Regions from separate parts of the Homo sapiens genome. Here region 1 is linked to region 2. A link is a contact called in ENCODE Hi-C or POLR2A ChIA-PET data. All regions are on one chromosome and are shown on one strand. Each heading gives the region's core, a stretch centred on a gene start or an enhancer-like site at or near the end of the contact. The rest is flanking DNA. Distances are from core to core; before and after follow the strand shown.

Region 1 (2,700 bases), core at 119-2,618, 170 kb before region 2:
AACTATGATTAAATTAAATTAAACTTGATTACAGAATGAGGAAAACTATGGTTGGAGAAATTTGCAGGCAGGATCAGGGAAGAGTCTACAGCGTATTTCTTAAAACTAGATATTTCTTGCCTTGACATCTCAGCAAACAAACAAAACTGGGTATTTCTTAAACTAGGTGGTGGGTACACTGGTGTTCATTTGATGGTTATTGTCTATACTACTTGTTATTAAACTTGGCTGCAATTGGGATCGCCTAAAGGGCTTAAAAATAATACCGATGCCTCACTCCCACCTCAGAGATTTTGATTTAATTTCATGAGGTCTGGCAAATATTATCCTAAATGGAAACCCTAAAGATTCCTTAAAATGTATTACTCTAAAGATAAATGGCCTCATTCCTGATGTTTTTTAAAACTTTTCATTTTGAAATAATTTCAGACTTACCTCAAAGTTTCCAAAATAGTAGCGTTCCTGTAGTATCTTTTACCCAGCTTCCTCTAGTGTTAACACTTACGCAACCTAGTACAATGATCAAAACCGGGAAATTAACATTGCTAAATACTGTTCTTCAGCCGTTATTCAAATATTGCCAGTTTTCCCACTAATGTTCTTTCATTGGTCCAAGGTCTAATCCAGGATCTTACATTTCTCTAAGCCATCATGTCTTCTTAGTCTATTCCAATCTGTGACAGTTCCTCAGTCTTTCTTTGTCTTTCATGACCTTAATACTTTTGAGGACTGCTGATTAGTTATTTTACAGAGAGTAGCTGAATTTAGTTTGTCTGATATTTTCTTACAATTAGATTGAGGTTATGCATTTTTGGCAAGAATTCCACAGCAGGTATGTTGCCCCCTTCTTGGTGCATTATGTAAGGGATTATATTATGTTGATATATCTCATTACTGGTGATATTAACTCTGATCACTTAGTTAAGGTGGTGTCTATGAATTAATCAAGTTATCAAATCTCTCTTATTTCATTCTCAAAGGAAAACTCATCAATTATTGAGGACCTCTGACTGTCACTCTAATGCATGAATAAAGAGGTGCTGGATTAAAATACATGGGCATACAGACATACATGCACATATGTGCACATACAAATTAAAGACAAGATATTTCAACTCCATTATATTCATCAGTGATATGGTTTGGCTGTGTCCCCACCCAAATTTCATCTTGTATTGTAGTTCCCATAATCCCCACGTGTCATGGGAGGGACCCTGTGGGAGGTAATTGAATCATGAGGGCGGTTTCCCCCGTGCTGTTCCCATAATAGTGCGTTCTCATGAGATCTGATGATTTTATAAGGGGCTTTCCCCGCTTTTGCTCAGCACTTCTCCTCGCTGCTGCCATGTGAAGAACGAAGGTTTTGCTTCCCCTTCCACCATGATTATAAGTTTCCTGAGGTTTCCCCAGCCCTGCGGAACTGTGAGTCAATTAAACCCCTTTCCTTTAAACTACCAAGTCTCAGGCAGTTCTTTACAGCAGTGTGAGAATGGACTAAAACAGTCAGTTATTACCACAATAATGCTTCATAACACACCTCCTATGTCTCAGACTTACAACAACAAGTTCATGGATCTTTGCATGGGCTGGAGCAACCTTGCTTTAGGCTATAGGGTGCCTGAGTGTGGCTCTAGGCTTCTACTTGGGTTCAGGACTGCTCAACATGTTTCCTCAGTTCTTTGGACCAGCAGCTAACTGGGGCATGTCCTGTAAACTTTTTGTCTTGAAATAATTTTAGACTTACTACAGTGTTTCCAAAATAGTACAGAGTTCCTGTATATCTTTTACGCAGCATTCCCTGGTGTTAACATCTTACACAATCACAGTACAGCGATCATAACCGGGAAATTAACATTCATACAATACTATTCTTCAGCCATTATTCAAATATCGCCAGTTTTCTCACTCAAAGGAAAAACTCCTAAATCTTCGTTAAAAAAATCACAGGAACAACTGTGTGCAGTGGCTCATGGCTGTAATCACAGCATTTTGGGAGGCCAAGGCGGGCGGATCACGAGGTCAGGAGTTTGAGACCAGCCTGACCAACATGGTGAAACCCCATCTCTACTAAAAATACAAAAATTAGCCCTGCGTGGTGGCACGCACCTGTTAATCCCAGCTACTCAGGAGGCTGAGGCAGGAGAATCGCTTGAACCCAGGAGTTGGAGGTTGCAGTGAGCTGAGATGGTGCCACTGCACTTCAGCCTGGGTGACAGAGCGAGACTCCATCTCAAAAAAGAATAAATAAATACATACATAAATAAATAATCGCAGGAACATATCGGAAATTATTGTCTCTTGAAGCAAGAACTGTCACACCGTTCCTTCAACTCATAGTTCTTTTCTTTTTTTTATTATTTGTTTGTTTGTTTGTTTGTTTGTTTTTTGAGACGGAGTTTTGCTCTTTATTGCCCAGGCTGGAGTGCAGTGGTGTGATCTCGGCTCACTGCAACCTTTGCCTCCCAGGTTCAAGTGATTCTCCTGTCTCAGCTGCCCAAGTAGCTGGGATTACAGGCGTCCGCCACCATGCCCGGCTAATTTTTTGTATTTTTAGTAGAGATGGGGTCACACCATTGTTGGCCAGGCTGGTCACAAACTCCTGACTTCAGGTGATCCACCCGCCTTGGCCTCCCAAAGTGTTGGGATTATAGGCGTGAGCCACCATGCCCGGCCTCAACTCATATTTCATTAGTCAAAGTA
Region 2 (2,700 bases), core at 150-2,649:
GATTTCCCCGTGTTGCCCAGGCTGGTCTCTAACTCCTGAGCTCAGGCAATCCGCCTGCCTTGGCCTCCCAAAGTGCTAGGATTACAGACGTTAGCTGCCGCGCCCGGCCTCTGACAATTCCTTATGTGGTGGCCTTGCACATAGTAAGAGCTCAATAAATGTTAGTCATGATAACGATAAATGAAGGTGGTAATGGTGGCCAGTGCTCAATAAATGTTACCTATGAAGAAGATTATGATGGCAGCAGTAGTTGTGTTCATGATATTGAACATGATGCTTTATGTAAACAATAAGAAAATTTCAAGTTTATAATATTACATCTATCAAATACACTAAATGACTTGTTAACTATTATCAAACTGTAGACATTAGGATCAGAATAGCCGGGCGTGGTGGCTCATGCCTATAATCCCATTACTTTGGGAGGCCAAGGCGGGTGGATCACCTGAGGTTGGGAGTTCGAGACCAGCCTGACCAACATGAAGATACCCCATCTCTACTAAAATTACAAAATTAGCCAGGTGTGGTGGTGCGCACCTGTAATCCCAGCTACTCGGGAGATTGAGGACGGAGAATCACTTGAACTCGGGAGGTGGAGGTTGCAGTGAGCTGAGATCACGCCATTGCATTCCAGCCTGGGCAACAAGAGCGAAACTCCGTCTCAAACAAACAAACAAAAAGTCAGAAAAATTTGGACTCTTAGGCTAATGTGGCTCTTCACTGGAGGAGAACAAAACAGCAGTAGCCCATTTTGCCTGTATAAGAGCCATGGTATATATCCTCCTACCCTAGAAACCATGGCACCCTTTCATATTACCCCTATAATAGGTCCACACCGTAATATAAACTGGATCTAACTTGTAAATCAGTAGTTATGCCCAGTCCTTCCAGCTCATTTTTCTTATTACAGTCTAAATAATTATTCCAATTATTCTTTTTTTTTTTTTTGAGACAGAATCTCGCTCTGTCACCCGCCGAGGCTGGAGTGCAGTGGTGCAATCTTGGCTCACTGCAACCTCTGCCTTCCAGGTTCAAGTGATTCTCCTGCCTCAGCCTCCCAAGTAGCTGGGACTACAGGCGCATGCCACCACATCCAACTAATTTTTGTATTTTTAGTAGAGACGGGGTATCACCATACTGGTCAGGCCAGGCTCCTGACCTCATGATCCACCCACCCCAGCCTCCCAAAGTGCTGGGATCACAGGCGTGAGCCACCATGCCCAGCCAGTCTAAACAATTATTCTGTAGGTTAAGCTATTATCCTGGAAGTCCCTTTGACAACTTCTCTTTTATTTTTAGGAAGTCCCTTTGACAACTTCTCTTTTTTATTTTTAGGTTGCCAGCCTTAACCAAGGCTGTAACCATAGATTGTATCTGGGTATCAGTGACATCTGTAGTGAAGATTAGATCTTTATGCAAAGACATTTCTTAAGAAACTAGAGCCAGTAAGGACACTGGTGGCCGGGTGCAGTGGTTTATGCCTGTAATCCCAGCACTGTGGGAGGCTAAGGTGGGTGGATCACTTAAGCCTGGGAGGTCGAAGCTGCAGTGAGCCATGATCACCCCACTGCACCCCAGTCTGGGTAACAGAGTGAGACCCTGTGTCAAAAAAAGAAAAAGAAAAAAGAAAAAAAGAAACTGTTAACTGGGGTTAGCTGCACAGAAAGTTGTGAAGGAACAAGAGTAGGAAAAAAAATGTCATTGTATACCCTTTTGTATCTTTTGAATTTTATATCATGTGGATTATTTTTAAACTATTAAAAATTAATTGGTTGGACGTGGTGGCTGTCAGCACACAGATGATCCCTGACTTAAAATGATCAATTTACAGTTTTTCGACTTTACAATGGTGCAAAAGCCATATGCATTCAGTAGAAGCCATACTTCAAGAACCTGTGCAAGCATTTTTTTCACTTTCAGTATAATATTCAATAGATTACATGAGACAGTCAACACTTTATTAAAAAATAGGCTTTGTGTCGGAAAATTTTGCCCATCTGTAGGCTAATTTAAGTGTTCTGAGCATGTAGGCTAGGCTAAGCTATGTTGTTCAGTAAGTTAGGTATATTGAACACATTTTCGACTTTGTGTATTTTCGACTTATGAGTTTGTCAGGGTGTAACCCCATCATAAATTGAGAAGCATCTGTAGAGAGAAGCAATAAATACCAATTTTCTTTTTTCTTTTTTTGAGGCAGAATCTCACTCTGTCACCCAGGCTGGAGTGCAGAGGCATGATCTTGGCTCACTGCAACCTCCACCTCCTGGGTTCAAGTGCTTCTCCTGCCTCAGCCTCCCAAGTAGCTGGGATTACAGGCTTGCACCACCCTACCCAGCTAATTTTTGTATTTTAGTAGAGACAGGGTTTCACCATGTTGGCCAGGCTGGTCTTGAACTCCTGACCTCAGGTGATCCACCTGGCTCAGTCTCCCAAAGTGCTGGGATTACAGGCATGAATCACCATGCCTGGCCTAAATACCAGTTTTCAAGTCTGGAAAATATACTGGAGTGGTTAATCAGATTTTCAAACCAAGGAGTCTTTTGAGATAAATTATGTCATTATGGAGATCACTAGTAACCAAAGATATGTTAACAGATCATGGATTTAAGATAAATGCCTAGTTGATGTGATTTCAGACACCAGGAAAGCTTAATGACACTAAATGATTAATGAGTGCAATGAGCTTAATCACACTAAATG

Evidence for each region. A loop is a pair of places that touch in the nucleus more often than their neighbours do. ChIA-PET counts read pairs that join two places held with the same protein, here RNA polymerase II (POLR2A). Pooled maps may share reads with other maps.
Region 1: a pooled map shows a loop between it and region 2 (2.5-fold over the local background). The contact joins two enhancer-like sites. A Hi-C loop is called at or near these places in 2 of 37 single-sample maps with no recorded cell type and 2 of 50 pooled maps. POLR2A ChIA-PET finds 5 or more read pairs at or near these places in 6 of 52 experiments (B cell, GM12878, Panc1 and 3 more).

What each region holds. Positions count from the first base shown.
Region 1 is chr12:31,858,464-31,861,163 of GRCh38, reverse strand. No RefSeq gene overlaps it. Among named protein-coding and RNA genes, the nearest start is that of LINC02422, 27 kb to the left of the region's middle. RefSeq lists an enhancer at 1,156-1,395. Within about 2 kb of position 1,368, at least 3 of the 41 ENCODE cell types and tissues checked have a DNase peak (open chromatin) inside an H3K27ac peak, as active enhancers do; they include B cell and GM12878, where a contact is called at or near this core.
Region 2 is chr12:31,685,935-31,688,634 of GRCh38, reverse strand. All of the region lies in intron 6 of AMN1 (antagonist of mitotic exit network 1 homolog), which reads left to right. Among named protein-coding and RNA genes, the nearest start is that of ETFBKMT, 28 kb to the right of the region's middle. Within about 2 kb of position 1,399, at least 4 of the 41 ENCODE cell types and tissues checked have a DNase peak (open chromatin) inside an H3K27ac peak, as active enhancers do; they include B cell and GM12878, where a contact is called at or near this core.